Regions from separate parts of the Homo sapiens genome. Here regions 1 and 2 are each linked to region 3. The links are chromatin loops, found by intact Hi-C in ENCODE. Cell type or tissue: heart right ventricle. All regions are shown on one strand. Links, peaks and the distances in the headings refer to the core of each region. The heading gives the core; the rest is flanking DNA.

The links. Peaks named below come from ENCODE experiments on the same cell type or tissue, not always from the same donor. Only the 100,000 strongest peaks of a DNase experiment are listed, where the experiment ranks them.
Region 1: a loop joins it to region 3, with 3 times the contacts of the local background. A loop is called at or near these places in 14 of 110 quality-filtered maps.
Region 2: a loop joins it to region 3, with 3 times the contacts of the local background. A loop is called at or near these places in 9 of 110 quality-filtered maps.

The regions. Positions count from the first base shown.
Region 1 is chr21:43,294,203-43,304,596 of GRCh38, forward strand. No RefSeq gene overlaps it. Among named protein-coding and RNA genes, the nearest start is that of LINC00322, 33 kb to the right of the region's middle. In heart right ventricle, for the core only: no CTCF peak of the experiment used is centred there; DNase peaks (open chromatin) are centred at 5,979 and 7,026; H3K27ac peaks cover 1,309 bases.
Region 2 is chr21:43,282,098-43,292,491 of GRCh38, forward strand. No RefSeq gene overlaps it. Among named protein-coding and RNA genes, the nearest start is that of LINC00322, 45 kb to the right of the region's middle. RefSeq lists a silencer at 8,372-8,666. In heart right ventricle, for the core only: no CTCF peak of the experiment used is centred there; no DNase peak of the experiment used is centred there; H3K27me3 peaks cover 743 bases.
Region 3 is chr21:43,344,127-43,354,520 of GRCh38, forward strand. No RefSeq gene overlaps it. Among named protein-coding and RNA genes, the nearest start is that of LINC01679, 13 kb to the right of the region's middle. RefSeq lists enhancers at 6,217-6,876, 8,736-9,035, 9,176-9,265, 9,436-9,675 and a silencer at 10,086-10,394. In heart right ventricle, for the core only: no CTCF peak of the experiment used is centred there; DNase peaks (open chromatin) are centred at 2,116 and 4,931; H3K4me3 peaks cover 374 bases; H3K27ac peaks cover 1,806 bases.

The DNA of each region.
Region 1 (10,394 bases), core at 1,040-9,039, 50 kb before region 3:
GGCTTTTCCTGCTCAGTGTGATGCTGGTAAGATTTGTTCGTATTCTGTCTGCGCTGTAGTTCATTCAGTGTCGTGGTTGTAGAATTTTCCACTGTGTGATCCTATCATGAGTGATCCGTCCTTCTCTCCTCTCACTGTCGACGTGTGGGCTGCTCCGGGGCTTCCTCCTGCCAACTGAGCTCCTGGCACGCCTGCAGGGTCTCTCCTGGGTGGAGAGCTAAGAATAAAAGCTGGATCTTGGAAATGCAAAATCCTGACTTGACAAGGTGATGCCTGGCAGTTTCTGCAAAATGCTTGCATCGACTTCATCGACTTACACTTTGCCAGCTGTGTGCAAGGGTGCTGTTGATCCCCATCCTTGGAACATTTAGAATTATCAAAAAACTTTAAATTGTTGTCAATCAAATTCACGCAAAATCGTATGTTGTCCTGAGTTGTGTCCCTCAATTAACAGTGAGAATGGGCCCCTCTTATCACTCACTGGCCATGTGTTTTTCCTCTTCTGGGAAATGCCCGTTCATGACCTTTGTCCATTTTTCTATTGGGTCATTTGCTTTTTCTTATTGACTTGTAGGAGATATTTGTACATTCTCCACAGTGGTCTTTTCTTAATTTTTTTGTGTGGTGAATCTTGTCTTCTGGGTTGTAGCTTGTCTCTGTATCTTCTTTAAGGCGTAGTTTGATGAATAAAAGTCCTAATTTGAATGAAGTCAACTGTAACAATCTTTCCTTTCATATTGTTGATATTTCGTGTGTCTTGTATAAGAAATCCCTTCCTACTGTGAGGTCACATAGATACCCACCTATATTTTCTCCTATAAGTTTTAAATCTTTGCTTTTGACATTTCGATTCTTAATCTGTTTGGAGATACTTTCCGTATACGGTGTGGACACAGAATCTAATTTTTTTTTAATGTGGTTTTTCAGTCCTATTTATCAAACGACTTTCCCCAGGGACCCACACACCACTTCCCTATGTACAAGCCCATCTGTGGGTGGGTGTATTTCTGGGCTCTGTATTCTGCTTCATTAATCAATTTGTTTATCCTGGGCCAATACCACACATCACACTGTATTATAGCTGTATGATTAGCCTTTTCAACTGATGGGGCAACTCCACCTCCTTCTTTTTCTTCTTCAAATGTGTTCAGCTGTTCCTTTTGAAAATTGGGTCGTAACTTACTCGTAGTACAGTGCACAAGCCTCAAGGGTACATTTCAATTACTTTCTTTACAAATGTGCTCACTTACACCGATTACACGTGCTGCATAAACAACCTCTCCAAAACCGAGCAGCATGACGTAGCCTTTCTGTTGTGCTCAGGACTCTGTGGACCTGGAGGCCAGCCAGGCAGGCAAGGACAGCTCGCCTCTGCACAGTGATTTCTGCGAAGAGTTGAAGGCTGGGCGTGACCTGAAGCCTGGGGGTGCATGAAGTTGGAGCATCTTTTCTCACATGTCTGTTGGCTGCTGCTGGCTGGGATCTCTGGGGAGCTGTGGCTGGAACTCCTACACATGGCCTCTCCTTGTGTTGCTTCCTCATGGATTGGATTGGGCTTCCTCACAACATGGCGGCTGGATTCCTTGATGGAGTGTCCCAAGAGAGCTAGGAGGAGGCACATGACATATTTGTGATCCAGACTTGGAAGTCACACAGAGTTACTTCCATGATACTCTTGGTCGAGGAGATCACAAAGGTCTCTTCAGGTTCAAGGGGAAGGGATATAGACCTTGACTCTCAATAGGAGGCTTCTCAAGGTCACATTGGAAAGAGCTTGTGGGATGGGAGACATCTATGCAGTCATCTTTGGAAAACACAGCCTGCCATTTCTGTATAACAGGTGCCCAGATCAAGATGTAAACTATTTCCAGGGACCCAGTGGGCCCTTGGGGGCCCCCTCCAGTCCATACCAGCCCCTCAAGGTAGTTACTACCCTGATGTCTGTTGGCATAGACTAGTTCTGCCTAATCTTGAATATAGGCAGAATAGACAAATGGAGTCACGTGGTGTGTTGTGTACTCTTTCTTGAGTGGTTTCTTGCATGTCATAGTGTGCCTATTGTCGAGTGCAGCAGCATCTTGTTCTTGTTCACTGCTGTGGACTGTTGTACGGTGTGAACAGATCACGGATTGCGCACTCAATCTTGACAGGCCACTGGCCATTTCCAGTGTTTGATTATTATGAGGAATGATGCCACAAGCATTCTCGTATGACTTTTTTGGTGTGTAACCACACACTGCTGTTGGGTGCACACCCAGGCGTGGAGCTGCTGGGTCACTGGATGCCCAGCAGACACTAGCAAGGGATGTTTTGAAGTGGTGGGACCATTTTCACACTCACCGATAGTGTAAGGGGGCCTTTCCTCTGCAGCTGTTGGTGGGTAGTGTGATCTCACGGTGGCTTGAGTTGGCATGTCCCCAATGACTGATGTTGTCAAGTGCTTCTCACCTGTTTCTTGGCCTTTGCATAAACTTTTTGGGGAGGTGTTTTTGCAAGCCTTTCACTCGTTTATTTAAAATTGGGTGGTCAGTTTTCTTCTTATTGGTCTGTGGGAATTTGTCCATCTGGATGCAAGTCTTTTGTTGGATATTACCTGGAATCAGCCAAACTCAAGTTCAGGGACACAGTTCTCCAAAGACTTTCCTCATTTCAGATGCCAGTTGCAAATTTGGGGGTTCCCAGGGTCACCTTCACTTCTTACCAGTGGGCTGCAGATGTGGAGTCCCCATGGACTCCCTCCTGTTCGATAATTCACTGGAACAACTTACAGAGCTTAGGAGAGCCCTGTGCCTGTGAGGACAGCAGACACTCATTGTAGTAGAAGGATACAAGTCAGGGTAGCCAAAGGCAGCGGTGCAGAGGATGAGGTCTGGGGAGCTGAGCAACCAGCTTCTGCTGTCCCCAGGGCACGCTACCCTCCCGACACATGGATATGGGACAATATTCTTTGAGTGTTGTCATTTGGGGATTTCACTAAGGTTTTGGTGTCCAGTTTTTTATCGGGGTTTTATTGCATAGGCGTCCCCATAGCTAAACTCAGGCTCCGGACCCCTACGCACACCAGAGACCAGGCTGATGTCAACTGGTGCAAAGTCCCAACCCTCTAATCACGTTCTGGGTCCTCCTCGGGAGGCCAGCCCCCACCCAGAATCACCTCATCGGCATAAACTACCTAGGGGCCCTCCATGAGTCACCTCATTAGAAGAAATTATCAAAGGTGGCCGGAAGGGCCCCTGGTCCCTCTCAGCCTCCCTGTTGCCCCCAGGAGCTCCAGCGGCCTCTCCCCAAACCCTGCCCTGTGGTCAGAGATCACCGTCAGTCATGTCGTCAGCCCCAGCTAGTGGGGGCACCCACCCTGGTCTCCAGGGGTCACACCAGTGGCTGCGCTTCCTGAGCCAACCACGTGTGTCATTGACCTGCATGTTACGAGGTTGGGAGGGGTTGGGGGAACAGGCTGATGTGTGGAACCAGCCGGACTCATGTCAAAAGCCCTTTCCCCTCCCCACGCCTGGCACCTGCATCACTGTCTCCTCCAGGCATGCCAGGGAGGGGCCGTCCCCATTGCCCACATGCAGATATCGTGCAAGGCAGGCATCCCTCTCCACCCTGGCCATCCCTCGACAGCCATGGGCATTGGCAAGGCAGCCGCTGTGGCTTTACTCTGCCGGGGCCCTGGGCAGCCTTGTGCAGTTCGACGCCGGCCCTCCTTCTACCGCCTGGGGGTTTGGGCTCCCAGACCTCCTCTGCTGTAAACACCAGACCTCAGATCATGACTTGTGGAAGCAGAGGGCCCAGATGCCTCATGAAGGCCTGGGAGGGGGCTGGCACCCTGGACTGGGCTCGGGGCCTGAGCAGGGCATGGGCAGGCTCTGCATTCGGCCCTGCCTCCCTTTTCCCAGGCGACTGACCACTCCTGAGGACCATGGGGCTGTATCCTGGCTGAGGGGACTGCAGGCTCCAGGGCCAGGATGCAGGAGCCTGGTGCCACCTCCACACCAATGCCCTTGCACGCCGACCCTGGCATTGCCCGCTGCCGGTGGTCAGGTGTGGAGGAGGCACGGGAGGGGCCGAGTACGGCCAGGCTCCTCCCTGGGTGCTGTGGCTGCCCCACACTGGGGGCCTGACCCTGTCGGGGAAAGATTCCTGTCTGGCATTGGCTGTGCTGAGACATCAGAGGCCAGAGCTGGAGATTTTGGCAGTGGGGAATCTTAAGGAAACAGGCACTTCTCTTTGGAAAAAGCACAAGGATTGCCCACTGCCAGAGACAGAGTGGCAGTTTTTGGTCAATCACCAACACTGGTAGATGAGCTGTGGATACGAGGGGCTGTGCCCAGAGAGGTCTGAGGCCACGGCCCAGGGGGCCAGGCCGGGCTTCAGGAGGCTCTGTCTCTGGGTAGAAGCACGCATGGACACACACACACACAGTGATACACACATTCACACCGACACACATGATCACATACCCACACACATCATTCACCCACACCCATGCACACATACCCTCGCACACCGCCTCCTACACCCACATGTGCACCCTCGCACACCGTGCCATACACGCAGGTGCACACCCTCGCACACCGCCCCCGTACACGCAGGCGCACACCCTCGCACACCGCCCCATACACACACGTGTGCACCCTTGCACATCATCCCATACACGCACACGCGCACCCTCGCACACCGCCTCATGCACACGTGCACCCTCCCACACCGCCTCATGCATACGTGCACCCTCACACACCGCCCTATACACGCACGCACGCACCCTCCCACACCGCCTCATGCACACGCACACCCTCCCACACTGCCTCATACATGCATGCGTGCAGCCTCGCAGTGTCTCATACACACAAGTGCACTCTCCCACACCGCCTCATACACACAAGTGCACCCTCGCACACCGCCCCATACATGCACATGCACACTCTCACACACCGCCTCATAAGCACATGTGTGCACCCTCGCACACCGCCTCATACATGCACGCGTGCACCCTCCGACACCGCCTCATACACGCACGCGTGCATTTACAGACACACTTGTGCGTTCTCACAGCGTGGCACGCAGTCACGCTGACACACCCCCATGGGCCGATCACACACACTTCACTGACAGTTGTGCACACACACTCTCACGCGGCAGTACTGTGCACTCCCACACCCCCAGGCAAGGGGCCTTCCAAACCCGCTCCAGCCCCTAGGGACGAGGCCAGCAGCCCCAGGGAAGCAAACTCAGGGGCTCTTTGCCTTTCTCTTCCCCGAGCCCCTCTGCTCTTCTCTCCAGCCTCAGAACCAGGCACAGGGGCAGATGCGGTGCTCCCAGCTGGAGGGCAGCCAGGCAGTGTGGACGCGGAGCCTGTCTTATCACCAGCTTCAGCTGAGGCCTGCTGCTTGTCCAGTGTCCTCAGAGCCCGGCAGGGAGAGAGCGGGAAGGTCTCACGTCCCACAGCTGGGCTTGGGAGGCAGAATCCCTCTGTGTCCTGAGCTTTAGGTTCCCCCGAGATGACACGGAGCTTGGGCTGCCCAGGGCTGGATGCTGTTCCTCCCGCTCAGGGCCCCAGCCTTTCCCCAGGAGCTCGACTACGCCACTGTGATGGCAGCTGGGGGCACTGGACGGCTGAGCAGCTCCAATTAGCTGAGTCCTCCCTACGGTCAGCCCCCAAGGAAGCTCGCTGGCCCGGCCACCTCAGGAGCTGCACTTGTCACCTGCAGATGGAGGCTCAGGGAAGAAGTTGCCCCTGGGCCTGCAGTGCCCGTGCACACCGGCATGACCTCTTTCCTCACACTTGACTCTCGGGGCCTGAGGTCGCACCACCGAGGGTCTGTTTGTTATGATTTCAAAAGTTCTCTCCAACAATTCCACCTCGCTGGGGGGAGCTGTTATTTAAACTCTTGAGATGTATTTACTTTTGGCCCAAGGTCAGGTGATGATGGTTTTCCACGGAAGCGAGCGCCAGGCCCATCTGTTTAGACAAGTGTGTATGGCGGGTGGGGCCGTGGGGCTGGTCCGGGACGTTCAGTCCAAACCGCCAGGGAGCGGACGGCCCAGGAAAATATCCGTAAACCCCGAGAGATGCTTATTGTTCTCTCACATAAAAAAATTTGGAGGCAGGGATGCCCAGCCTGGTGTGCCATTTAGTGACATTGGGGGCGGGCTTCTGGTACTTTGCTGTGCTCCCAACCTAGATCATGACTAAGATGTCACCCTAAGGCCTGAAATGGCTCTGGGACTCCAGCCACTGGAAACGACACTGGCTGCTCCGACACCCCCAGCCCCCCTCCATCTCCCCGCTTCCTCCTACGCTAGCTCTCACGCTGTTATTATTTATTTATTTATTTATTTTTGAGATGGAGTCTCACTCTGTTGTCCAGGAGTGCAGTGGCACAATCTTGGTTCACTGCAACCTCCGCCTCCCAGGTTCAAGTGATTCTCCTGCCTCAACCTCCCGAGCAGCTGGGATTACAGGTGGGCGCCACCACGCTCGGCTATTTTTTTGTGTTTTTAGTAGAGATGGGATTTCACCATGTTGGCCAGGCTGGTCTCAAACTCCTGGCCTCATGCAATCCTCCTGCCTCAGTAGTAGTAGTTGGGATTACAGGTGTGAGCTGCCATGCCCAGCTGCAGGTGCGGAAGCTGGGGGCCTCAGAGACTGTGGACTCCTGGCCGGTGAGGAGCGGCATGGGCCGGGAGAGCTGACTCTTCAGCGGGACTGAGGTGGCTGGAGCGTGACCCTTTCCTGAGGGCAAACAGGGAGGGCCTTGGAGCCCGGCGCTCAGGACAGGCCCCTGCTGGCCCGGCAGCCTGAGCTTCCACACTTTTCCAGGGCGTCTCGAGTTCGCCCACAGAGCTGTTGTTTCAGGATAAAAAATGCCCTTGTATTCCACGTTCCAGTTCAGAGGCCCGTCTGTTCCCAAGAGCGGAGGCGTCAGCCGCATGAGTCCCACCGGAAGCCGGGTTGCCGGGTCCCCGTCCCTGCCCTGCAGACGACGCATTCCGGAGCCCCCTTGGGAAGCTGCCTGGCTCTCCCAGGCCTGGCTGCCTTCGCACGAGGGCTCCGAGGCATGCTCATCCTACGTGACTGCCCGAGTGTGCACACGCCTGGCCGTGTGTGGGCGTGTGCCTGGGGCCCGAGCTCAGGAGCAAGGCCTGCGTGGACCTGTTGTCTGAAACAAGCCAGTAGACAGCTGCGTCAATGCAGGCAAGCTGAACAGGGCTGCTTTTTCAGCCTGACAACCCCAGGGGCTGAACAGGAGCTGGGGGAGGAGCAAGGGGCCGTTCCCCTGCCCCACAGCACAGCACACGACCCCGCCTTGGAACCTGGGGCCCGGGGTGAATCGAGGGTCCTGGAGCAAGAGGGGCTGCTCCACAGGAGAGCCTGTCCCGCCACCCCTCAGCCACCAGATTCGGGGCTGCTGGACTTGTTCTCAAACCTGCACAGTGAGTGACAGCTGCTGAGACGGAGGTCTCAGGCAGTGCAGGTGAATCAGCATGGACCATGGCGAGCCCGCCTTCATCCTTCTCCTGGGAGGACTCGTTCCTTAGAAGCGAACGGGGGCCTCCTCACCAGGGAAATAAAAACCAAGCAAGGGGAAAGCACGGAATGTGTGGAGCTTCCTGGGAGCCTTCTTCTGAGGCTGAAAGTGGCTCCCTGCCTGAGTTGGTCCATGCGGGAATCACAGGGAGATGGTGGCTGGGCCTGTCAGGACCTTTCAGCCCACCTGGTGGACGGGGGTCCATGAGGGTGGTGGGGGTGCAGGCGGGGTACACCTGGTGATGCAGACACAGGCCCCTTCAGTCAGCTGTTGTCACGCTAGTGCTGTGTAACACACACTCCTGATGGAAACACTGAAATAACCGCCTATGGTTCCTGCTCACCAGCTACAGCTGCTGCACGTGCCCTGCTCAGCTCCCAGCTCAGCTCCGGGCTGCAGGTGGGCTGCAGCTCCGATCCTCGTCCTCATCTCCGTTGGCCCATGGGCTGGCGAGGACACACGGCCACAGTGACACAGAGCACCAGGGGCCGACCTGGCTGCACCCACACACCCCAGCACTGCTTGTACCAAGTCCACCGACACCCACAGGCCCGAGCAAGTCACATAGCAAAGCGCAAGGCCCAGGGCTCCGGAAGCCTCCCTGAGGCTACAGCACACCCCACCTGCCCCTGAGGCTGAGGGGCAAGGCCAAGGAGAGGGGCTGCCTCTGAGTGGGCCCTCCATGCTGGCCAATGAGTCAGAAAGGAGGACCGTACACCTTGCCAGTGGGAAGATGCCGCGCTCTGCCTTTGCGCTGCTCTGTACCTCAGCGTCCCTCCAGCTAACTCAGGAGACACATCCTGGCTTTCCCTCCACCTATTTGGAAAGGGAGCTCGCTGGGCCAGCCAGGAAAACGCAGTGGGATTTGATTCTGCGCAGCCCCGTCCTGGGGGTGCCCCAGGAAGAAGTGCTGTGCCAGCACTGACCGACCAGTTCTAGACTCAGCCTGGCTTCTGCGTCCACTCAAGGGAGATGGGTTTGTGTCGGCAGAGAGGGCCTCTCCCTAGGTTACCTTACCTTGCTCTGTTTTGGGGGATCCCTCACCTGGCTCTGTTTTGGGGGATCCCTCACCTGGCTCTGTTTTGGATGCAGAGCCCTTGATGAGGTGGGTTGTTTGAGGGGTGGACCTGGGGATTTGACCCAAACTTCCTAATCCGCCAGAGCCCTCGTTGACTCAGCAGCCTCCACCCCCAGGCTTCTCTGTGCAGGCAGAGCCCGGCCCGGCCTGGAGAGCTCAGGACAGCGCGGCTTCGGGCCGGCCCTGCAGGAGTGCCGGGTGGGTGTTTTGTGTGTCCCCATCTCTGCCTGTATCAACCCTAAAACATACATCATGTGTACTTGATCCCCGTTCTCCTCATTTCCTGCAACACTATTGTGTGGACGCCATTTAGGGGCTGCTGACGGTAACTCACGTGGCCGTGGCTATCCCTGAGCTGCTCTGGGACTTCCTGGGTCAGTCAGTGTGGGAGCTGACCAAACTCTGAGGAGCTTAGTGTCATACTAATTTTGCCATTGACCCCGTTGTGGACCCCATCCTCTCCCCAAACAGGAGAGAATTTTGCCTGGAGAATTCTGAAGCTCGCCTCGAGGTTTCCGTCAGCCCCCTCTTGACCCCGGAGCTGCCCAAGGACACGAGCCTGGAGACACGTGTCTGATGTTCCGCAGTGACTGCTGCATGCTGGAGTCTGATGTGGCGGGACAGGCCCGGCGTATGCTTGGCGCCACGGTGTCCTTTCTCAGCCACTCGGCACTGGCAGGCAGGGTGTTTGGAACAGCATTGCAGATGGGTGTCAATGATAAGGTGAGGCTCCTATCACGGGCAGCGATTATTCAGCAGGGGACCCGTGGCTGCTCTGCCTTGTGTTGGAAAAGCTCTCATGGCCTCAGTTTCTTCCTCTGGAACTGATGCAGGACAGTGAGCCCCAAAGCTGGGGCTTAGCCCAGGAAGGTTCTTGGGTTCACTAGGGAGGAATTCCAGAGCGAGCGGGAGGTGGAAGGAAACAGCTTCACTGAGGTGGCCGTGTCACAGCTCCGTGACTGTGCCTGCAGGGCAGAGCCCCTCCCCCAGCCCCGCAGCATGGGGAGCAGCTGCTCAGGGACAGGCCTGCAGTCATATTTATACCCGTTTTTAACCATATGAAAATTAAGGGGTGAGTTATTCAGAAATGTCTAGAAAAAAGGAGGCAACTTCTTGGTCATTGCCATGGAAAGGGGTGGTAACTTCTGGGTGTGGCCATGGCCCTGGCGGGCGTGTCTTATGGAGAGGTGCTCCTGACTCCTTCCTGTTTCAACAGTCCTCAATCTGGTCCGGAGTCAAGTCCCACCTCCTACCTCCATGGTTTCTACCTGAAAAAGCACTGAGAAGACTCCGCAGGTGAACGTGCAAATCTGGGGTGCAGGGGAACTCGTAGGGGGATACAGGCTGAACTATGTCCCGCATAAATGATATGTCGAAGCCCTAACCCTCAGAACGTGACCTTATTTGGATAAGGTCTTTAAAGAGATGAGTTAAAAGGAGGCGTGAGGTTGGGCCCTAACTCAGCATGGCTGGTGTCCTTATAAAGAGAGGACAGGTGGACAGAGACAGGCACAGAGGGGCGCCCATGAGGACGCGGGGAGAAGACGGTCACCTGAAAGCCAAGGGGAGGAGCTCAGAGGAACTGGCCCTGCCACGCCTTGACCTTGGATTTCGGCCTCCAGAACAAGAGAAGATCCGCGTCTGCTGCTGGAGCCTCCGGCTGGGGTCCTTTGTGGTGGCCACCCCGGTGAACTCACACAGGACGTGTGAACTCACACAGGACACGCAAAAGTTTCCCCAGTGTCTCCTCTGGAACTTCCTGGTGTTTTGAAGAAGGCACTCCA
Region 2 (10,394 bases), core at 1,681-9,680, 61 kb before region 3:
CCCTCTCACTCCCCAAACCTGACTGTTCTCCAGCCCTGGAACCACAGGCCTCCAGAGGGCTCTCCTGGCCCCATACCTATCAGCCAGCTCCCCCGCCTACCCCGTCATGCCTCTGCCCTTCCCCACTGGCCTGCAGCCGGGTTCCCAGCCTCAGACTCTCGGCACCTCTGACCTACTTGAACCTGGCCCTTGCCCCAGCCACAGCAGGCACTGCTCGTTCCCCTCTGCTTACCCCCACCTGTCTGGACCCAGCTCCCCCTTCAGGCCTGTGGACCCAGCAGGAGCAGAGAATGGGTCATGTGTGGGTTTCCAGGTGGGCAGAGGCGGGCACAGGCAAGGACGCCTGCAGGAGGTATCCAGGGACTTAGCAAACGAGCGGAGTAGAGAGGTGGGGGCAGCAGGCAGGGTGAGGAGAGGGTCCAGGAGGGGGTCCAGGAGGGGGCCAGTCTCCGGCTACAGGGACAGAATGGCCAGGCCTCAGGCCACAACGCCCTGATTAGTGAAGCCTTGCCTTGTGGCCGAGTGAGACAGGGGCGCATTATAGGAGGCAGGCCACAGCCTCCTGGTCCTGGGCCCCGTGGGTCGGTGGGAACCAGCCCCTTGAGCACCTGCTGTGGGCAGACCCTGGAGGTGCGAGGGCACGTGCATCAGTCAGCCTCAGATGACTTTGCCCAATCAGGACAGCACCCATTCCACGGAAAAGGAAACTGAGGCTCCAAAAAGCAGTCTGGCTCAGGCGTGACGCAGTGGCTGAGGCTGAGTCCAGGGCCAGATGTTCTCTACTGTGTATTCTCAGGAGGATGTGGGGGTCAGACGATGCAGGGACATCTGGAACTGCACCAGCACAGAACCGACACGTTGTTAGTCATCGTCACTCGGCAGGGCTGAAGACCACCAGAACTCATGACAGGCAGACGTGCCTGGCCCAGTTGAGGATGTAGCCTCAGAGCCAAGCGCCAGTCCTGTTGGCCACGTGGGCTGGGGGCAGGATAGACCAGGTCAGCATTCACAAGGTGCAAGAAGAGTGGGAGCTGTTCATCTGGGTTTAGGAGCTGTCAGAAGGAGGCTAGTTTCTTACCACCAGAGCTGCACTGAGCTCGCAGGACAGTGGATCTCAGCCTTGGCTGATGGAGTCAGCCAGTTCTGATTATCTGTCTGGGGGTGTCAAGGCTCCAGAGTCCAACTGCACAGCTCCCCACCACTTGCGGCCAGTGGTTGTGGCAGCATCTCCGAGTCTGTGTCTGCAACTCTCATCCCTGTGTTGAGCTGACCACAGTGTTTGGCATGGTGCCTGGCACATGGTAAGTGCTCAAAGAACCTTAGGCCTCAGAACTGTGACTGCCTTTGGATGGCAGATCTAGAAAAGAGGCCGTACGTTCTTCCAGTTCCCCTGACAGGTTTACATCATGGCTGCACCTAATGATCATTGGGACTCACCTATCATGTCCCATCTTACTTATCCATCCATCCATCCATCCATCCATTCATCCATTCATCTCTCCATCCATTATCCATCTTTCTATCATTCATCATCCATCCATCATCTATTCATCCATCCATCCATTCATCCATCCATCCATCCATCCATTCATCCATCCATCCATCCATTCATCTATTCATCTCTCCATCCATTATCCATCTTTCTATCATTCATTATCCATCCATCATCTATTCATCCATCCATTCATCCATCCATGTATCCATTCATCCATCCACCTATCCATCTGTTCATCCATCCATCAGTCATTCATCCTTCCATCATTCATCATCCATCCATCCATCATCTATTCATCTATCCATCCATTTATCTACTTATCCATCCATCCATCCATCCATCCATCCATCCATCCATGCATCCATTTCAGAGAACTGAAAACATGTTCACAGAAAAACTTGCACATGAATGTTTATGGCAGCATTATTCGTAAGAGCCAAACAGTGGAAACAACTCAAATATCCATCAATTGGTGATTGGATAAACAAAACAAGATACATGCATAAAATGGAATATCATTGTCTATAAAAAGGGATGAAATGCTGATACATGCTACCATGTGGATGAATTCTGAAAACATTATACTGAGTATAATCCATCCGTTCATTCATCCATCCATCCATCCATTTATCACCCATTCATCCATCCACCCATCTATTCATCTATCCATCCATCATCCACCCTTCCATCATTCATCATCCATCCATCCATCATCTATTCATCCATCCATACATTCATCTGTCTATCCACCCATTCACCTGTTTATTTATCCATTCATCCATCCATTTATCCATCCATCCATCTATTCATCCATCCGTCAGTGTATCTACTTATTCATCCATCCATCCATTCATCCAGCCATTTATCCACCCATTTATCCATCCATCCATCTATCCACCCATTTATCCATCCATCCATCTGTTCATCCATTCATCCACCTAATCTTTCTGTTTATTTGCTTTTTCTCTCTATGAAGCTACCTGTTCTGGGCATGTCATATCTAACATGTGGCTTTTTGTGTGTGGCTTTTTTACTCAGTAAAATGTTTTCAGAATTCATCCACATAGTAGCATGTATCAACATTTCATCCCTTTTTATAGATAAATGATATTCCATTTTATGCATGTATCTTGTTTTGTTTATCCAATCACCAATTGATGGATATTTGAGTTGTTTCCACTGTTTGGCTCTTACAAATAATGCTGCCGTAAACATTCATGTGCAAGTTTTTCTGTGAACATGTTTTCAGTTCTCTTGTGTATACACCTTGGAGCGGAATTGCTGGTGCCTTGATGTTTTATTCCCAAACTGCTAGTATCACAAAATAATACCCTTCAGTATTGTTGGTATTTATTTAGGCTTAACTTCACATGCAACTTGGGAACTAGACCCGGCCAGTGGGGAGTGCTTGCAAGAGGAACCTGGAAAAGTGGAAGGTCTAGATCTGTAAGTCCAAGTTCTCATGTTGAAAGGGCAACATAGATGTTCTTATTATTCAAATTAGACCAAAATGTGTTTGTTCTGTGTCTGAATTATTGTATACCTTGGAAAACCTATTTAGGATTCACATGAGAAGACAGCCAAAGAGGACAAATTTATGTCATTCATAAGATCGTTCAAAAATAGTCACAGAATGTCCATCTGGTGCCAGAAGTTTGTTGAATGTTGGGATATAAATAAATATAATGATTAAGTTCAAATTATTACCTCATCTTTGTTTCTTTGCATCATTGTCCTCGAATGTGGCCTATTCGCTGCTTTTCTCAGTGTTTTCTATAAGGTGATAATTAAAACATCAACCCGAAAGACAATCATTGTGGGCCGAATTGTGCTCCTCCAAGTCCATATGTTGCAGCCCTAGCCCCCGGCACCACAGAATGTCCTTATTTGGAGGTAGGGACCTTAAAGAGGTGATTAAGGTAAAATTAGGCCATTGGCATGGCCCCTAATTGAATCTGACTGGTGTCCTTGTAAGAAGAGTGGATTAGGACACTGACAAACACACAGGGATGACCACTCAAGGACACATGGAGAAGACGCCATCTAGAAGCCAAGGAGAGAGCCCTCAGGAGGCACCAGCCCTGCTGGATTAGGACACTGACACACACAGAGGGATGACCACTCAAGGACACACGGAGAAGACGCCATCTAGAAGCCAAGGAGAGAGCCCTCAGGAGGCACCAGCCCTGCTGGATTAGGACACTGACACACACAGAGGGATGACCACTCAAGGACACACGGAGAAGACGCCATCTAGAAGCCAAGGAGAGAGGCCTCGGGAGGCACCAGCCCTGCTGGATTAGGACACCGCCACACACAGAGGGATGACCACTCAAGGACACATGGAGAAGACGCCATCTAGAAGCCAAGGAGAGAGGCCTCAGGAGGCACCAGCCCTGCTGGATTAGGACACCAGCACACACAGAGGGATGACCACTCAAGGACACACGGAGAAGACGCCATCTAGAAGCCAAGGAGAGAGCCCTCAGGAGGCACCAGCCCTGCTGGATTAGGACACCGACACACACAGAGGGATGACCACTCAAGGACACATGGAGAAGACACCATCTAGAAGCCAAGGAGAGAGGCCTCGGGAGGCACCAGCCCTGCTGGATTAGGACACCGACACACACAGAGGGATGTCCACTCGAGGACACATGGAGAAGACCCCATCTAGAAGCCAAGGAGAGAGGCCTCGGGAGGCACCAGCCCTGCTGGAACCTTGATCTCAGCCTCCAGCCCCCAGCACTCTGGGAGAATGCATTTTTGTTGTCTGAGCCACCCACCCAGTGTGTGGTTCTTTGTTATGGCAGCTGGAACGAACTAATCCAATATGCCTAGTCACCCAGGTATTGCCCTAGGGACAGAAAATTCACCAACACCCTCTCTATGCACTCTATGAAGAGACCGGACTTTTAAAATGTTTTAAATGCCTTATTCACAACATCTCATGATATTTTTGTTTTCCTCTTTTAATTGCTCTAATCTAATTAATGAGTTTCCCCTAAGCAAAGAGTTCTCACTTTATTGTTACTTTTTGTCTTTTCACTACACGTATGCAACATTTGATCTTATTTGCTATTTGTTTTTAAGAACTTTTCTTTTTTTAAAAAAGTTTATTTATTTAATTTTTATTGAGATGAAGTCTCGCTATGTTACCCAGGCTGGTCTTGAATGCCTGAGCTTAAGTGATCCTCCTGCCTCAGTCTCCCAAAGTGCTGGGATTACAGGTGTGAGCCACCGTACCCAGCCTAAAAACTTTCTTTTCATTTGGAAATAATTTTAGAAACACAGAGAGTTACAACGATAGTCCAGAGAGCTCCTGTAGATTCTATCCCTGCTTTCGCCTAATGTTCACTCTTGATTATTTTTTAGTTTCAAATGTAATCCATGTTGCTTGGAGAAAGCATGGAAAATATTGGAAATGAAGTGGATTTTTAAAAAAAAATCAGTTTAATATTAGCACTAAGACATAAATCCAGTTACCTTTAGGAATCTTTCTTTGCAGCATTTTTTTCTTTTACTTTTCCTTTGAAATAATTATCAGATTACAGGAAGTGGCAAGGAGAGCAGACAGGGCTCTCATGGGCCCTTCACCCAGTTTCCCTGCAACAGCTGCCGCTGATGTCACCATAGCGCTAACTGACACCAGGAAATGGGTATTGTACGATGTGTGCACAGTTCTCCACCATTCGATCGCACGTGTAGATTCATGAAGCCACCGCCCAGTCCAGGGTGTCCCATCACCCAGCTATCTCTCTCGGGCTCCCCCTTGCTGGTCTCCTCCCCCGAACCATCCTCAACCCCTAGCAACCACTCCTTTGTTCTCCAGTGCCACACTTGGTCATTTCGAGACAGTGGTATATACAGAATCAGGCAGAACGTGACCTTTTGGGACTGGCCTTTTTGCTTAGTGCAATGCCCGTGACATCGGGCAGGTGGGTGTGTGCAGTAGCTCACCTCTTCCTACCGCTGTATTCCAGACACCACGGTGTGTTTAGCCGGTCACCTGGTGAAGGACATCTGGGTTGGCTGTGTCCGGTTTGGGGCTGTTATAAATAAAGATGCATGAACACTCGTGTGCCCTTTTCGGTGTGATCAGAAGTTTTTATTTCCTAGGGATAAATGCCCAAGAGTACAATTGCTGGGTCATGGTAATAGACTTAGTTTTTAAAGAAACTGCCAAAGCCTGGCCTACCATCCTTCCCTTCCCAGTGCACCCACAGGAGGTGTCATTTTACATTCCCAGAAGCAGGATATGAGTCTGTTCTGTAATGCACAGATACTACTGATATTATTTTGCTTGCGATCAAATTGTACCTGCTGTTTTATAATGGGCTTGTGTCCCTTGATATGATCTTATGAGCATTTCTCACACGTATTTTCCTACAGCTCCTTTAAAATTGCTGAATAAGGCAGCACGTGGGTAAACAGCCCCAGGGCCCAGTCCCACAGGGCTTACTTAAGCGCGTGTCCACTCCATGGCCGCACCCGTGCATCTGCTGCGGAACCTGGCGGGCACAATGCTAGGGGTGGGGCTGGAGTCACCGAGACTTGGTCCTGCTCCATGGGACTTAGAGCTGGTCCACAGATGAACACGTTGATCACAGACCAGGAGTGCTGTGGGCGAGACTACACAGAGTCCCGAGTATAAGCCGTGTTAGGTCAGGGAGAGTGCCCACCCATGTGATGTCTGGGCTGAGGTCTGGAGAAAATGCAAGCGTTCAATAGGCTGGGGCAGGGGAGGGCTGGCTGTGCGCGCTCTATCTTCGTCAAATCTATTTTATCTAATCATTTGCAAAAGCAAATAACACGAGCTCTCTGTCCCGGGACAGGCACACAGCTGTTGACTTTGTTCACTGTTTTGTGCCCCTCACAAGCATGAACTGGGCATGACTCAGGCATTTGCAGAAAGAATGTCAAATGTCACCCAGAATATCACTGTATACAAGAGGTCTTTGCACACAGCTCCAATATTTTGCTTAGAGGTCAATCTCTGGAAGTTAAATGGCTTGTTGCTGAATGCTGCATACATTTCCAAGGTCTAGATACTGTTCTAAACCTTAGTGACTGCTCATTTACACTCTGGACCCTAGACTTCGGCGAGCACCCTCTCTAGATGGCCACACCATGAGTGTCTCACCAGGGCTCAGGGGCTGCCTATCCCCTTCCCTCCTGAGCTGGGCCCCCAAATCCTAAGGCTGGGTGTATATGGCCAAGTGCAGATGGAGGCAGGCTCTGTTTTCAGGAGCAGGACCTGATCCAAGTTTATTACCAAATTAAATACTCCTCCCCCCTCCTCATCGTAGACCAAGGCACAGGATTTGTTTGGAGCTTGGGGTGGGGAGGGAGGTGAAATGATGGGAGGGTTTCCACATGGGGTGGAGAGGGCAGGGTGCTCCACTCTGCAGCTTACAGATAGAGGCAAAAATCAATAGGGCTTGACTTTGGTGTCCCCCTTCTGGACCTGCAGGTGGATTCCCACCAACTGATCAGCCTTGCCAGGGCTTTCTGGGAGCCTGTCTGGTGGGAAGGAGCTCCCACAGCAGTGGTGATGGAGAAGGTCCCAGCTCTACAGATCCTAGGCCCATGAGATGGATAGAGATGGTACAGAGAGAGGGAAAGGCCCAGAAGCCTCTGAAGGACAGCAGGGCACAGTCTGCCATCTCACCTGGCAGGGGCCCAGGTACCTGAGCACCGAGAGGCAGGTTTGCACTCGGCACCTGTCTCTAAGACTCTCCCAACACACTTACCTTTGTCTTTGCACACTGGCCCTGGGCAGTGTGGCAAGGTGGTTCTGCATGAACACAGGCTTATAGTATCGTGGTCATCAAAGATGGCCCTACCAATTCTCCCTCCCCAGCACAACTGCATACTGCCCCTCACACCGAGAGACAGAGTGTAAATCCCTGATCCTGGATTCCCCATTAATGGCTTTGACTAAAACAATGCAGCAGAAGTGACATCCTGAGATTTCCACACCCAGATCTTAAGAAAACTAGGCTTCCACTTCCTGCAGATGGGAACCTGGCTGCCATACTGTGAGGGAGTCCAAGCAGCCACATGGAGAGGCCCAGTCAGTGGAGGACCAGGCCTCCCACCAGCAGCCCAGCTGAGCTGCTGTAGGAGTGAGGCCATTTGGGACCTTCCAACCATCCCTGCACCCAGTGGCACTGTGGAAGCAGGAGAACCCCCAAGTCAATCTGTTCTGGAGTCGTTTGTTATTGAGCAATGAATAACTGTATCAGAAATTGATGTGGCAGTGTTCTTTTAAGAATAACTTAATTTAGGATTTCAGATTTTGCTCATTTATAAGGAGCATTCACCCAGTTTCCAGAAATGATTCAACTAGAGCCTGGAGACGTGGGTCACCTTCCTCTTGGTGAAGCCAGTGACACTTCTCAGATTGAGTCTGGGCCATTTTCAAAGCAATAGCATCTGGCAAAGGCCCAGTGGCCAGGGCGTCTCCTCCCTGGAGACCCGCCTGATTTCAGTAGCTCCTTCCTGACGCTGTTTTGGGGCCGGTGTGAGAGGCCCCCATGGCTGCCTTGGGAGGGTCCCCACAAGCTCAGGCGGGTTGAGGGGGGCGGCTTCCTGGCAATGAACTTGAACCTTCAGATCAGGGAGGGTCTCCCTTTTCCTCTGGAGCAGGCCCCACTGGAAACCTTACTGCAGTTGGGACTTCCCTGCTGGCCCTTGGCCCTGGAGAGGGGGTGTCCTCCCTGGTGGGTCCCATTGTGTTTGCAGTTTCCAGGCAGTTTCTGGCACACTGGCCTTGGACCCCCAGGCTGGGAGCCATGGCGTGCACACAAAACGACCTTCATCTCCTGCTTCTGCTTGGCAAGCTACCCGGGAGGTTTTATTTTCCACTGAAGTTGCTTCCCGATTATGGGCATCCCTGTCCATTCAAGACCCTTTTCAAAGCCTTGCTAATTGCCCCCCAGAGCCCCACCCGCATCCCAGCAGCAAGCCCAGGCCAGCTGTTCTTTTGATCTCGAAAGGCAAAAGAGGAAGCGGAGAAAGGCTGTTTGCAGGCCAACTGTGCGCACAGGTGTGAGGGAGCTGTCCAGCTTCCACTCCGTCATTTCCCCATGAGATTGGTCTTTCTGGCTTAATCCTCCTCCTGGGCCCTCCCCTGTGCCCCCCTCTCAGAGCTGGATGGTGGCCGCCCTGACAGTCCTCATCACACCCGGGGCTCTCAGATGGGAGCAGGAAGGGCTGGCGCCCCAGCCACCTCGGCCCCTCTTCCAGAGGGTACCACAAGAACCCAGATGGCCACGGCTGTCCCTGTCCAGGCAGCAGTCCGCGTACACAACGCACTCCCCTGAGTGTGATCCCCTCAAACTCCCACGACGCCCACCCGAGGTGAATGCTGCTGTTACTCCCGCTTTCCAGAGAAAACAAACTCAGGGAAGGCACAAAATACATTGCGACTCACAGCCGGCCGCTGGCAGGAGCCAAGGTGCTGCTGGGGCCACGGTGCCCACGGCCCGTGCCCGGGTGCTGACACTGTCCCCACCGCCTTCCTCCCGGCGGCCATGACCCCAATCCACAGCGGTCACCGGCAGGGGCAGTGGTGGACCAGGGCCTGGCTCAGCCTCACTGTGCCAGGGCCCCTCGCCGTACAGAAGGAACTGGGACATCCTCATAGGGTCGGCCGGAGTGTCACAGTGGACACAAGGCCCCAGGCAGTGTCCCCCTGGAAAGCACCTCCAAGGGCTGCTGTGACCCCCACACCACGTCCTGGAGGAGGGGCAGATCCCCCCACAGGAGGGACATGGTCTCTCTTCCTAATCCCCGGCATCAACTCTGATTCTTTTTACCGAGAGAGACCCGTTCCCACCCTCCTGGGGTTGGCCTCACTCAGAGAAGAGGGCAGAAGGAAAGTGAGTGTGTGGGACCCTGGAGGCCATGGTGAACATGCCCGTGAGTCCCCTCAGGCCAGGGTCCTCAGCCAGGGTCCTCGGGTTCTCGTTTGGACTTGTTTATGAGCCCCCAAGGCACACTTATTAGGAGTGAGAGCTTGGGCCCCCGGCACTCTCAGCCAGGCACCTGCCGTGAACTGGGCATCGCCAGGAGCCACCAGACAGGTTCCCAGGCTGTCAGGAAGGGCCTTGATCAGAGGTGCAGGGGCCGGGCACTTCATGCCTGCCCTCCTCCCTGCAGCCCAAGCTCTAGTCCCAGGTCAGAGGATTTCTTCCAGTGACCCTCCGGGGGCACAGGAGAGGTTGGGCAGGCTGGAGCTGGGTGAATGGTGCACAGAACCCTTTTGGGGAACAGCGGCCCCCAGGAAGGCCGGGCCCAGGCAGCGGTGGCTGGCAGATGGCCACTTCTAGCATTTGGATGTGAGGTGTTGGTAAATGAGCCCCTGGGAGACATTTTTTGGAAAAAAAAAAACCACACCTCCATATGTCAAGTTGCACAAGTTTTAGGTTGACCTCCCTCCGGGAAGGGGGTCTGCCCGAAGGTTCCTCAGACTTTGAGCACATTACCTTCCCCCCAGAGGCCAAAGTCCCTGCCAGGCAATGGGAGGGCTGTCACCACAGAGTCCTCTTAGGGAGGGCCAGGGCCACTGATGGGACCCTCCACTCACAGAGTGTCCACACCCACCCACCCACAAGGGCCCGCCAGGCGGGAGACTCGTCAAAGCTCCAGGCACACTAGGCTGCCCAGCCCATGGTGTCCCCATCACCTGCCGCCTCTGGCTGGGGTAGAGCCTTTTAGCTATGGCCAGACCTGCTCTGCAGATTCCAACAAGGCCTCATGTCCCAGCAACGGTGGCGTCCCTGCCAAAGGGGACGGGAGCTGAGCAAGGGTCTTCACTCCCTCGTGCCACCCCTCCGGCCTCTAGGAAAGTGCTGATAGCAAGGCCGAGGACAGCAAAGCCGAGACAGCAAGG
Region 3 (10,394 bases), core at 1,012-9,011:
CCATCACCAGCAAGTGTGGGCAGGGCTGGAGGGGGGACCAAGCAAGGGCTTCTGCCCTCAGGCACAGCAAAAGCCAGAGAGGCGGAAGGACCCCTGCCCCCACCCCACCCGCTGGGGAAGGTGATGGTCAGGAGGGGGCTGATCGAGGGTTGCTCAGTCACCCCAAGATGAGGAGCAGTCGCTGGCACAGCCGCCTCGGCCCTCCTTCTCTCTTGGCAGGTAAATAGAGGCCCAGGTGGCACCCAGACCAAGGCAGACGCCTCTGCTCATTTTGGCCGAGCAAGGCCAAAGGCAGCCAAGGGTTGGTTTCCCTGCCCGCCCCCAGTCGAGAGTCAACATCCCACACACGCCAAACTGCCCTTTAGTTCCTAAGACGTAAATATTTGCTCTTCCGTTAAGAAAATACTCAGCGGTCCTCCTTTAAGTGCAGTGTATACCCCGGCGCCCTTCAAAAGCAAACACTGCTGTTTCCAAACAAGGAGTGCAAGGAGAAAGCCTGCGTGGGGGCTCCTGGGGGTGCACACCGACGCTGCGGGCTCTGCCCCGACCTGCCTGAATGTTCTCCAAGCCCAGGGCACCCAGGAAGGAAGCCGAGTTTGGCGAGAGGGAGACTGGCAGGAGCCCAGGGCCCTGAGACCGAGGCTGGGAGGAAGATCGGGCTGCTCTCCGCCACTTGGTGTTGCACGGCCGCCCCCAGGCCCCACCCGGGGGCGGCAGGCAGGGGCTTCTGCTGGGAGTGAGCCAGTCTCCAGGCCCCCAGCCCCCACCCGACCTTGCCAGAGCAGCAGTCAGAGGGCAGAGAAAGGCAGGGACCTTCAGTTGCACAGGAAGGTCTGCATCTGGGTCCGTTCTGCTTCTCACTGCACATGTGGCCTTGCGCAGCCTGTCCGCCTCTCGAGATCTCAATATTCTCACTTTAAACTAAGGGAACACAGCTTCCTTGCACCGCCGCTGACCTCCCTGGGCTGGACCTAAGCTGTGGCTGGTGGCTGGGGGCCCCAGCTTATGGACTGGGGCGTTTCGTCCCAACAGTGTCTCGTGACTTCACGTCGGTAGGTTGGAATCGGCCATGCTGGGAGTGTTTGCACCACGGGAACTGGTGAATGCTGTGCGTCAAAGCCAGGTCACCGCCCACCGACGGCCCTGGTCTCCCAGGGCCCCTCTCGCCTCACCTTGGGGGCTGCATTACAGACTGGAAAGGCTGCTTATGAGCATGGCACATGGTGGACCCTTGCTACAGGAGTCACACGAATGCATGAGAAAACCAAGGAACAACTGAATAGACAGCTGGGGCCATGCTCTCTCACGTCTCCACTTCTGCCGGGTGTCAGAACTTCCCAGGGCAGGGGAGCAGCCCCTTCCCACAGGCATCTCTCCCTGCAGAGAAGACGCCCCAGAAACCCACACTGCAGCGAGGGCCAGCGTGGCCCCCTGCCTCCCTGGCGACATCACAAGGGCCTCCATGCAAGTCCCAAGCGGTCCATCCGAGGTGCAGGGAAGCCGGGTGCCCGCGCTCTCTGACTGCTTCCTGTAGATACGTATCGAGCTGCCTGGGAGCCTCTTCGACCTGGGTGTGTGCGTCCCTGTGCCCCAGCCCCCTCCGGAGAGGCTCCTCACTCCCAGCTCAAGCAGATCCTAGAAGTTGTCTCTGATCTGGACCCCGCTCCAGACCACACTCTGGCTGGGAGCCGGGTTTGGGGCTGACCACGTGAGAACTCCCACGGACGTGGGTTAGCGCCTGCTCCAGGGCTGGCGGAGGAGGAAGGGTGCCCGGCCGCCCAGACCCCACCATCTCATCTGGGCCTGAGGCATCGGCCCGCAGAGCCCCAGTTCCCCGTCGCCGAGAGGGTATGAGAAGCGTGTGCCCAGCCAGAGCTCAGTGAGGACGACCTCTGACTTCCTTCATTTTAATCACGTCTTTCCAGGGGCCTCTGGAGCTGATGCAGGGGCTCCCTGGGCCTCTCTAGGGGACAGTGTTACTGGCTTATTTTCTGCCAACAGGAGCAAAAGATTAGGCAACACATCACCCTGAGTTGGGCGGGGTGGAGGGTCGTGGTCAATCCCGTATCCACCACGTGATCCAATGAGAACAGGCAAGGCCCGGGAACTGTGAGTAAGAAAGCGCTCGGGCTGAGTCACGTGCAGCTGAGCGGGGGCCTGTCCTTCCTGTCCTCCTGGATGGAGGCCCTCCCTGCGGGTTCCTCTGCTCTTTCCTGCCCCACTCCTTCTTTCATGAAGCAGCCCCTCCACCCCGAGCCTGTCCTGGCCCCATTTTAACCCACGCTGCTTCTTCCTCTGCATCTCTGGCTGTCAGGGAGGCCCCGCTCAAGGGCCTGCTGAGGCTCCACCACCCCCTCCTCCTGCAGAAGACATGTTTTTCACCTGCCCCAAGGACCAGGCAGCCTCCTGCCAGGCCTCCCCCTGCATCCCCTCATTCCAGAGGGCTCCCAAGGGCAGAGGCAGCTTGAAGTGAGCGTCTGTGGACGGCAGGCCCGCCTCAGGGGAAGCACACACAGGCTCTGCTGCACTCGGAGGCTTCCAGCCAGCCGTGGACGGTCACCATTCCCCAGCTCGGGGCCCACTGAACAGGGCTGGGAGATGGTGCAGTGGGAGGCCCAGAGGAGGTTCTAGGCCTACCCAGTACCTGGCCTGGCTGCTTGGGGAGGGGCAGCCACTGTCCCTGGAGGGCCTCGTCTGTGCGGGTGCCCCCACGGCACACACCATCCAGGAATTCCAAGTCCCGGGTCAGGAGTGTGACCACCGCCTGCCTGCAGCAGGCTGAGGAGTGAGGTCTGTGAGCCTTTGCTTCCCGGCCTGCTGCTGACTTACCCCTCTGCCAGGAACGACCACGCTGGACTCTGCAGCTTGGGCCAAGATAGCAGTCCCAGAAGAATGTTTCTGAGATAGGGTCTTCGTGTCCCATGATCCGGCAGCTCCCAGACCACAGTGAGGGGGCCAGGGACCACCCAGGTCTCCGTACCCCTTGGGGAGCTCTGGCGTCACCCCCATCTGTCTGTTTTGGGTGTAAAGTGGAGTCCACAGGCCCTGGAACCCACCAGCAGTTTTGAGTGGCTGGGCCTGACCTTTCAGTTGGTACTGAGAAGCCCTCGGCCCTCACCCCCAACTGCCACCAAGGAACCCTGTGGTTACCTAAACCCCAGGCCATGTGGCTGGGACCCCAGGGCCCGCCTTTCCCACCAGGCCCACTTGCAAAGGCAAGGGTGAACCCCCAACCCTACAGAAAGCAGGCACCCGCACCTTCCAGATGGCTCCCCCACTGCCCCAAAGCACAAATGACTGGTCAGACCGTGGGCCTGAGAACAGACGCCCCATCACAACCCAAGCACACACTCCCAGGAAACAAGCCAGCGGCCCCTCCATTCATCTGAGGAGCACACGAAGAGCTTAGACCTTTTTGAACTCTTCTTCCAGAGCATGTGATGGAGCCACACCTCACTGTTCAAGACCGACCGACAGAGGACAGATGTGCCTGGCAGGTTCCTTCCCCGTCCACAGTGCCGGCCCCCAGCCCGGCTCTGGCCCTGTTAGCCTGGTGACCGTCACAGCCCAGGCAGGGAAGGGACGTCAGGACCCAGGGACCCCAGGACACCCGGTGGGAAGAGGCCTCAAATCAGGCAGGGCCTTAGGATGCTTGCGGTGGAATGGGATTTTAGCGTCTACTTTTGAACAGTCATAGATTGGTTTTCTTGCATATTAGAAAAAAATGTAGGGCATAAAAACCACGACGAAGGATTCTGGCATTTTTGGCAGAGGCTGAATTCGTAGTCAGCCTGAGCCGGCTGAATGAGAAACACCCGTCTCTTGGAGGGGCCTCTGGTCGGCACCCCGTCTCCGGAAGGGGCCTTGCGGTCTCTGCCCTCAAAGTGCAGAAGCATCCACAGATGTGGAAAAGTGGGTGTGGCTTGTGCCAATTACACTGTGTTTATGGACCTGGAAATGGGAATTCTGTTTAACTTTCATGTGTCACAAAGCCTTCTCTTTTCCCCAACCATTTGTAAATGTTAGAATCATTCCTAGCTTGTGGTCAGACATGGGCAGGCTGAATTTGGCCATGGCCACAGGTGCCACCCTGGAGCTGCCTCATGTTCCCATCCTGTGGCTGAAGGACAGACCCAGGACGCTGAAGGGGCTCGCTGGACGCATGTGGCACTGGGCATCAGGGCCTGGGCTGGAACTCCTGTCCCCACCTCGGGGGCCCCACCTGGGGGTCTTGGGGGTGCGGTGGGCACTGGGTATGGTTGCTGCCGGCTGTATCCCAGCCCCTTCCTGCCTCTGCCACATCAGTAGGGGGCCTCTTGCCTCTGGGGCTGGAGGTATCCCGGCTGGGCCACCATGCAGACTGTGGGGTGCTGTGTGGCCAGGCCGGGCCCAGAAGGAGTCCCAAATGTCAGAGGAGAGAAAGAGGCCCCACCCAGAGGGAAACAGGGTGGACAGTAGGAGGGGGCTGGGTCGCTGAAGTCCCCAAGGCCGGCTCCTTCAAGGACTCTCAACAAACTTCCTTTTTGGCTTAAAGTTATTTTGAGTTCAGGTCTCGCTTCCTGCAATTCTCAAAATCCTGAAGCTCCACGAGTTTGCCCTCGCCGCCCAGAGGAGACCCCGGAGGACCCAGCCAGGCTCACTGTGAAACAGCCCCTCGGAGCTCATGGCCCCTCAGGACAGGGTCCCAGCCGCAGCGAGGAAGCAGGGCCCAGGGGCTCCAAGGGTGGCGCCTGCACGCATGCCTGGGAGAGCAAATGACACACCCAGAAACCCACCAGCCCACTTGGACCTGCCCTGGGCAGCCCCGAGACATGGTCAGGGCGATGCAGACTGCGTTTCCCTGCGAGAAGCCCGCCCCTCACCACGGCGAGCCCTGTCCCGATCCGCTCTTGACCTGTCCAGGGCACCACGGCCTTGCCTGGGAACTTGTTGCTGAGCCAAGATGAGCCCAAGGAGCCGGCAGTTGTGCCGGAATATTCCAAAGGCCCAGAGGCTGTCACAGACAGTGACGTGTGATAAAAATCCCCAAATGTTCCAGGACAGGAAGCCAGTTTAACCCTTCCCGTTTACCCCGCCTGCGGCTGCTGTAGAAACACAATCATTTCATAGCCAGAAATTTACCGACGTCCTGCTGGAAGCCATGAATGTGCCTGACAAGAGACTGAAACAGCGGTTGGCAGAGACATGAATAAAAGACCAGTGTCTTGGTTTAATCACCTGGCTCTAAGGTGGCGCTTGCTTTTTAAGGGATCCAGGGGCCAAAGCTGGAGGAGGAGGCAGCCAGCTCCTGGGGGGAGGGTAGCCGGCTCAACCCCCTGGAGGCCCTGTGTGACCTCAGCCTAGGAGGCTGAAGCTGCAGCCTCTGCCCACTGCGCCATCCTTGCGAAGGGGCTCCCGCAGAAGGGTTGGCTGTGCCCACTAGGAGCTGGTCCTGCTGCTCACTTCCATGGCCCTGGTGGCCTTCATGGAGACAGCCATTGTGTGCAAAGGACGGAAAGTAAGAGGCCCCCTCCTTCTCTCACCCTTTGTGGGGAAACCGAGGCAAGTGACACCTTAAGTCCCAGGGCGCTCTGTGGAGCAGCTGAGACTCCAGCTTCCATTTTCTGACTTCCAGGGAGCTATCTTTCTAGGTCCCTGGGAGGGAGGCTGGAAAGGGCTCGTTTCAGAATACGGTTGGGCAAGTTTGTTTTTCTCAATTCTGCATTAAAATTGTCTCGAGTCATGGTTCTGATGACACATGAATGTGTGTGTAGATTGTGCGTATATGCAATGGAGCCAATCGATTAGCAAAAGCATATTTTGCCATAATTTGTAACCTATGCTCCCTACATAATGACTGCGGTTTAAAGCACCTGAGAAAATGTTAATAAAAGGTATGAGTTCTCTGGCAATCTGGCTGACCTCCTGAAGGCCACGACTGAACCAAGGTATCTTCCAGAGCAGGAGCTATCTGGGTCACCTCAGGATAGAATCCCAAGGTAATTCTCTTCCTCCCCAAACTCACTCTTTCCCGCCCCCTCCCCCCTCCTCTCTCATCCTCTCTCCCGCCCCTCTGCTCTCACACACACACTTTTCCAGACGGAGCTGACGGCGCAGTCCCTCCGCCCCCATCACAGGTGGTCCAGCATCTGGCAGGAGGGGCGTATGGAGAATGGTCCCCCCCAGGACTTTTGGGGAGGACAGCCCTTAGCACAGGGGTGCAGTTAAGCCCTCTGACACCTGTCCCCCACCCCGAGACATTCTGTGCCACCCCCAGGTGGCTGGGAGCTATGGATCCCAGGGAACTGTGACTGTCAGAGACCATTGGGACCGCAGGACCGACTCCCACTCAGACCAGATCTGGGGTGAGAGGGGGTGGAGACGTGGGGATGTGGGGGCCCTGCATGGCTCAGGGCTCTGAGGGGACATTGAGCATAGGTGACCAACCCTCCCCATTTGGCCTGGACTAGCAGGGTGTGGGGCTTTTAGTGCTGAAACCAAGGAAGTCCCGGGCAGATCAGGACCCTGGTCCCTCGCTGGGATGGAAGTCTGGGAGATCTGTGGGGTGGCGGGTGTGCAGATGAAGGCTGAGGCCCCAAGGCCCCACCATCCCAACTGTGTGCTTGCCACCTGGGTCCCACCCCTTGGAGAGGACAGTGTTGAGTCCTGGCCAGTTCCCCCTGCCTGGGCTCAGGTGGCAGCTGAGAGGGGTGTGGAGGACACCTGGCCCCTCACACTGAGCCTGCTGTCCTCGGAACAGGCTCTGCAGAGACCAAGACACCAGCTATGGAATAGCTGATAGGCACCAATATGCCCTGGGCCCTGTCTCACCACTAGCATCACCACACACACTTCTCCGACGCTCCTCCCTCCCGGCTCTTCGAGATGCCAGCAGAAGGAGACACAGTGCCCGAGTGATGTGCAGCGGCACGGGGTCCCCCAGCCCGGCAGGTGAGAGAACGGGGCCGGCTTGGTTCAGGGAGGCCCCAGCTGAGGCCTCCTGTCCAGGCAGCCGGTAAATAGTTTAAATCCTTTTTTCCTCACTATCAAAATAATACATATTCATTGACAGAGAATTTGGAAATTAAGAACATTACAAGAAACAGAAGGAGAAAAACCCACCATATATTCACAACACAAAGAGAACACCTTCAACATTTTGGAATGTTTCCTTCCAGCATTGCCTGTTTCTGTGCATTTCAAAAACATAGTTAAATAATGTCTGTGTGTGTGTGTGTGTGTGTGTGTGTGTGTGTGTGTGTGTGTGTGTGTTCTAGCTGGGTTTTCTGAGATTCTGTATTTGTCTTTTTGGCATCCATTTGTCACAGGGCCAATTGTATTCACTATAATTTTCTTATTTTCTGTATTCTTGATGCTCTGGCATTCAAAGACTCTTGCAGACTGTCCCTCCCAGAGCTGGCTGATTTCAGAGCCAAGATAGGGCTTGGCCTAGAGCAGCCAGTCCTGTCTATACCCCAACCATCCGCTTCATCTCACTGGTACACCAAGCCAGCATTTTCCCTGCCCTAGATGACCTCAGAGCCAGGCAAGCAGGGACAGCCCCTACGCCCCAAAGTCCAACAGAATTGTTCATGCCAGCCAGTCCTGAGTCTACCCGCCTGCCCTGCCTTTCCCAAGGAAACCCCAAGAAAGGCTGGTGCCTACTCCTCCCCAAACTAACTGGCATTTCCTGGCCCTGTGATGCGTCGCAGGCCCCTCCTCTTGTAAATACAAAAATCTCCTTTCTGGGATATGGCCTCTTCGCGTTGACACTCAGTCATACCTCCGTAAACTCACTCCCGGGTTTGATTTTAACCCCACGTGTGCGTGTGTGTGGTGTGTGTGTGCATAAGCTTAGCTCACGTTTGTTGCTCAACACTGTAACCATGGGGGTCTCCAGTGCCGTTAGCATCCTTTTTCAATGTAATTTGTAATGATTGTATGGCATTCTCTCCTATGGATATACCCAAATCTCTCCTTTTGCTATATTGGATTTGCTTCTGTACATTTTTTAATTACCCTGAGATGAATCTTTTTCTGCATCAATATTTTCCCATAGCTTGGGATCTTTCCTTATGTTAGAGGATCAGAAATAGAAGCCCAGGATTGAAGGAACGTCTTCAGGTTGCAGATTCACGTTGACAACATCCTCTAAAAGTCTACCTGCATTTACGCTCCACTGAGGATGATCAGTTAATACAATTTCACTAGTTCAACAGGGAAACTGTAGTGTCCGGATGTACATTCTTTTGTTGACGAATGAGGTCGAACTTTCTTCCCGGTGTTTAGTGTTCCCTTATATTTACATCCTTGAGAACTCCCTACTCCTCTTCTCGACCTGCCTTTCAAGTTGAGGTATGTTTTAAAAAGGTAAACTGAGGCATAATATACTTTTTAAAGAGTTGACTTGAGCAAACCACCATTCATGAATCAGGCAGCCCCACACCAGAATGGATCAGGAGCTCCACCAAGGGAACACAGGGGCAGCTCTCCTAGGACATGCGCAGATGTCAAGCAGAGAAAGTGGTCTGATTGGTCGCAGGTACGCCATTGCCTGTTGTACACCAGAGAAGGTATCTGATTGGCCACAGGCATGCAGTTGACACACATAAAGCAGAGAAAGTATCTGATTGGCTGCTAGCAGGCAGAGAAGGTATCTGATTGGCTGCAGGCATGCAGTTGCCTGACATGCACCAGAGAAAGTATCTGATTGGTCGTAGGTACAGCAGTTGCCTAAGGTGAAGCAGAGAAAGTATCTGATTGGCCGCATGTACGCAGTTTCTTTATTGGGTCCGTCCCATTGGAAAGTCCCTGGTTATGTAAGTTTGTTGGCTGCCTCTGATTGGTGGAGCTTAAGTTCTGTTTCTCTTTAATGCAGGCATTTACAAGAAATAGCTCAGTTTCGCTTACCTCTGCAACTCAAGCTGGGGTGAGATCACTTGCGAGGACTGCCTGGCACCATTCGCTTGGGCCTCTTGGGGCCTAGTCTCCGATTTAATGTAACGGGCCACTGAGACTTCTTTATTTCCGTTTGGAGAAGTTCTTTGCTTATGAGGGGATTGTTACGGGTTGAATTACGTCTGTCTCCATTCCACTCCCCCATTTCTATGTCGAAGTCCTGACCCCCAGTACCTCAGAATGTGACTCATTTGGAAATAGCTTTTTGCAGATGGAATTGGTTAAAAGGAGGCCATGCTGGAGTAGGCTGGGCCCCTAATCCAATGACCACTGTCCTTCCGAGAAGGGGAGATTTGAGCACAGACAGGTGCTGGAGAACGCGTGTGAAGAGGGAGACAGGGACCGGGATGACGCTTCCACCAGCCAGGGAATGCCAAGGGTCCCAGAGGCGCAGAGAGAGGCCGGGGCAGACGCAGTCCCCCAGCCCCGGAAGGAACCAGCCCTGCCAACGGCTTCAGCTCGGGGGTCCGGCCTCCAGCAGCGCAAGAGAGTGAATGTCTGTTGTCTGGACCCCCGTCTGTGGTGCTTTGTGCAACAGCCGCGGGACACCCAGGGGTCAAGCCTGACCAGCCGGATGGCTGCCAGCATGGTCTCGATTTTCTCCATGGGGGATGGAAGGCAGCTCTGCTCCCCTTTCCTGGCAAGGCCCCTCGGAGCTGGCCCTGCACGGTTCATGTCACAGAGGGGCCCGATCCCCTTTTTCTCCCCAGAGAGGAGCTCTAGGGGGTTCCCGACAGCCCAGGACGACATGACGCAAGCAGCCCTCAGTCCCAAGTCCCCTCTGTGACACCCGCTGCAGGTGCCAGGCAGCTGTTGGGGGGCGGCTGTTGGGGAGCCCATCTGAGGGGCTTCCAGCCACAGCTGGTGAGGGTCCCTTGGTCCTCAGGGATGCATCCTGGATAGGAGTCCAGGACTGCAGCTCCTGCTCACCTGGTTGGGCAAACTGCGTATAGAACGAGGGCCCCAGCACCAGGAAGGGCCCCCAGCACAGAGGATGTGGGATGAGAGTGGTACTGGGCAGGGTGGAGTTTCAACAGACAGAGGTAGAAGCCTCAGGCCAGCACAGCCCTGGCAGCCTCGTGGCCCCCAATGCCGCTGGGTCAGAGCCAACAGGACAGCCTGGCCTCACGCTGAGGCCACAGCAGGGCGGGCTGGGGCTCACTCCCTGCACATTGCTTGCACCTCTGCTCTCAGCCCCACGCTTTGTTTCTAGGGGCCCGGAAGCTGCACACTCACTTCCAGAACTCCCGTGCCTACGGGCGCCTCAGCCAGCTCTGCCGCAGGAGGAGGGGCAATGCTTCTTGCTTCCAGTTGGCATCGGCGGCCCCTCCGGTCAGGGCAGGTGTCCTCGCCCTGCTGGGGGCAGCCCCTCTGGTCAGGGCAGGCATCCCCACCCTGCGGGAGGCGGCCCCTAGGGTCAGGGCAGGTGTCCCTACCCTGCTGGAGGTGGCCCCTCA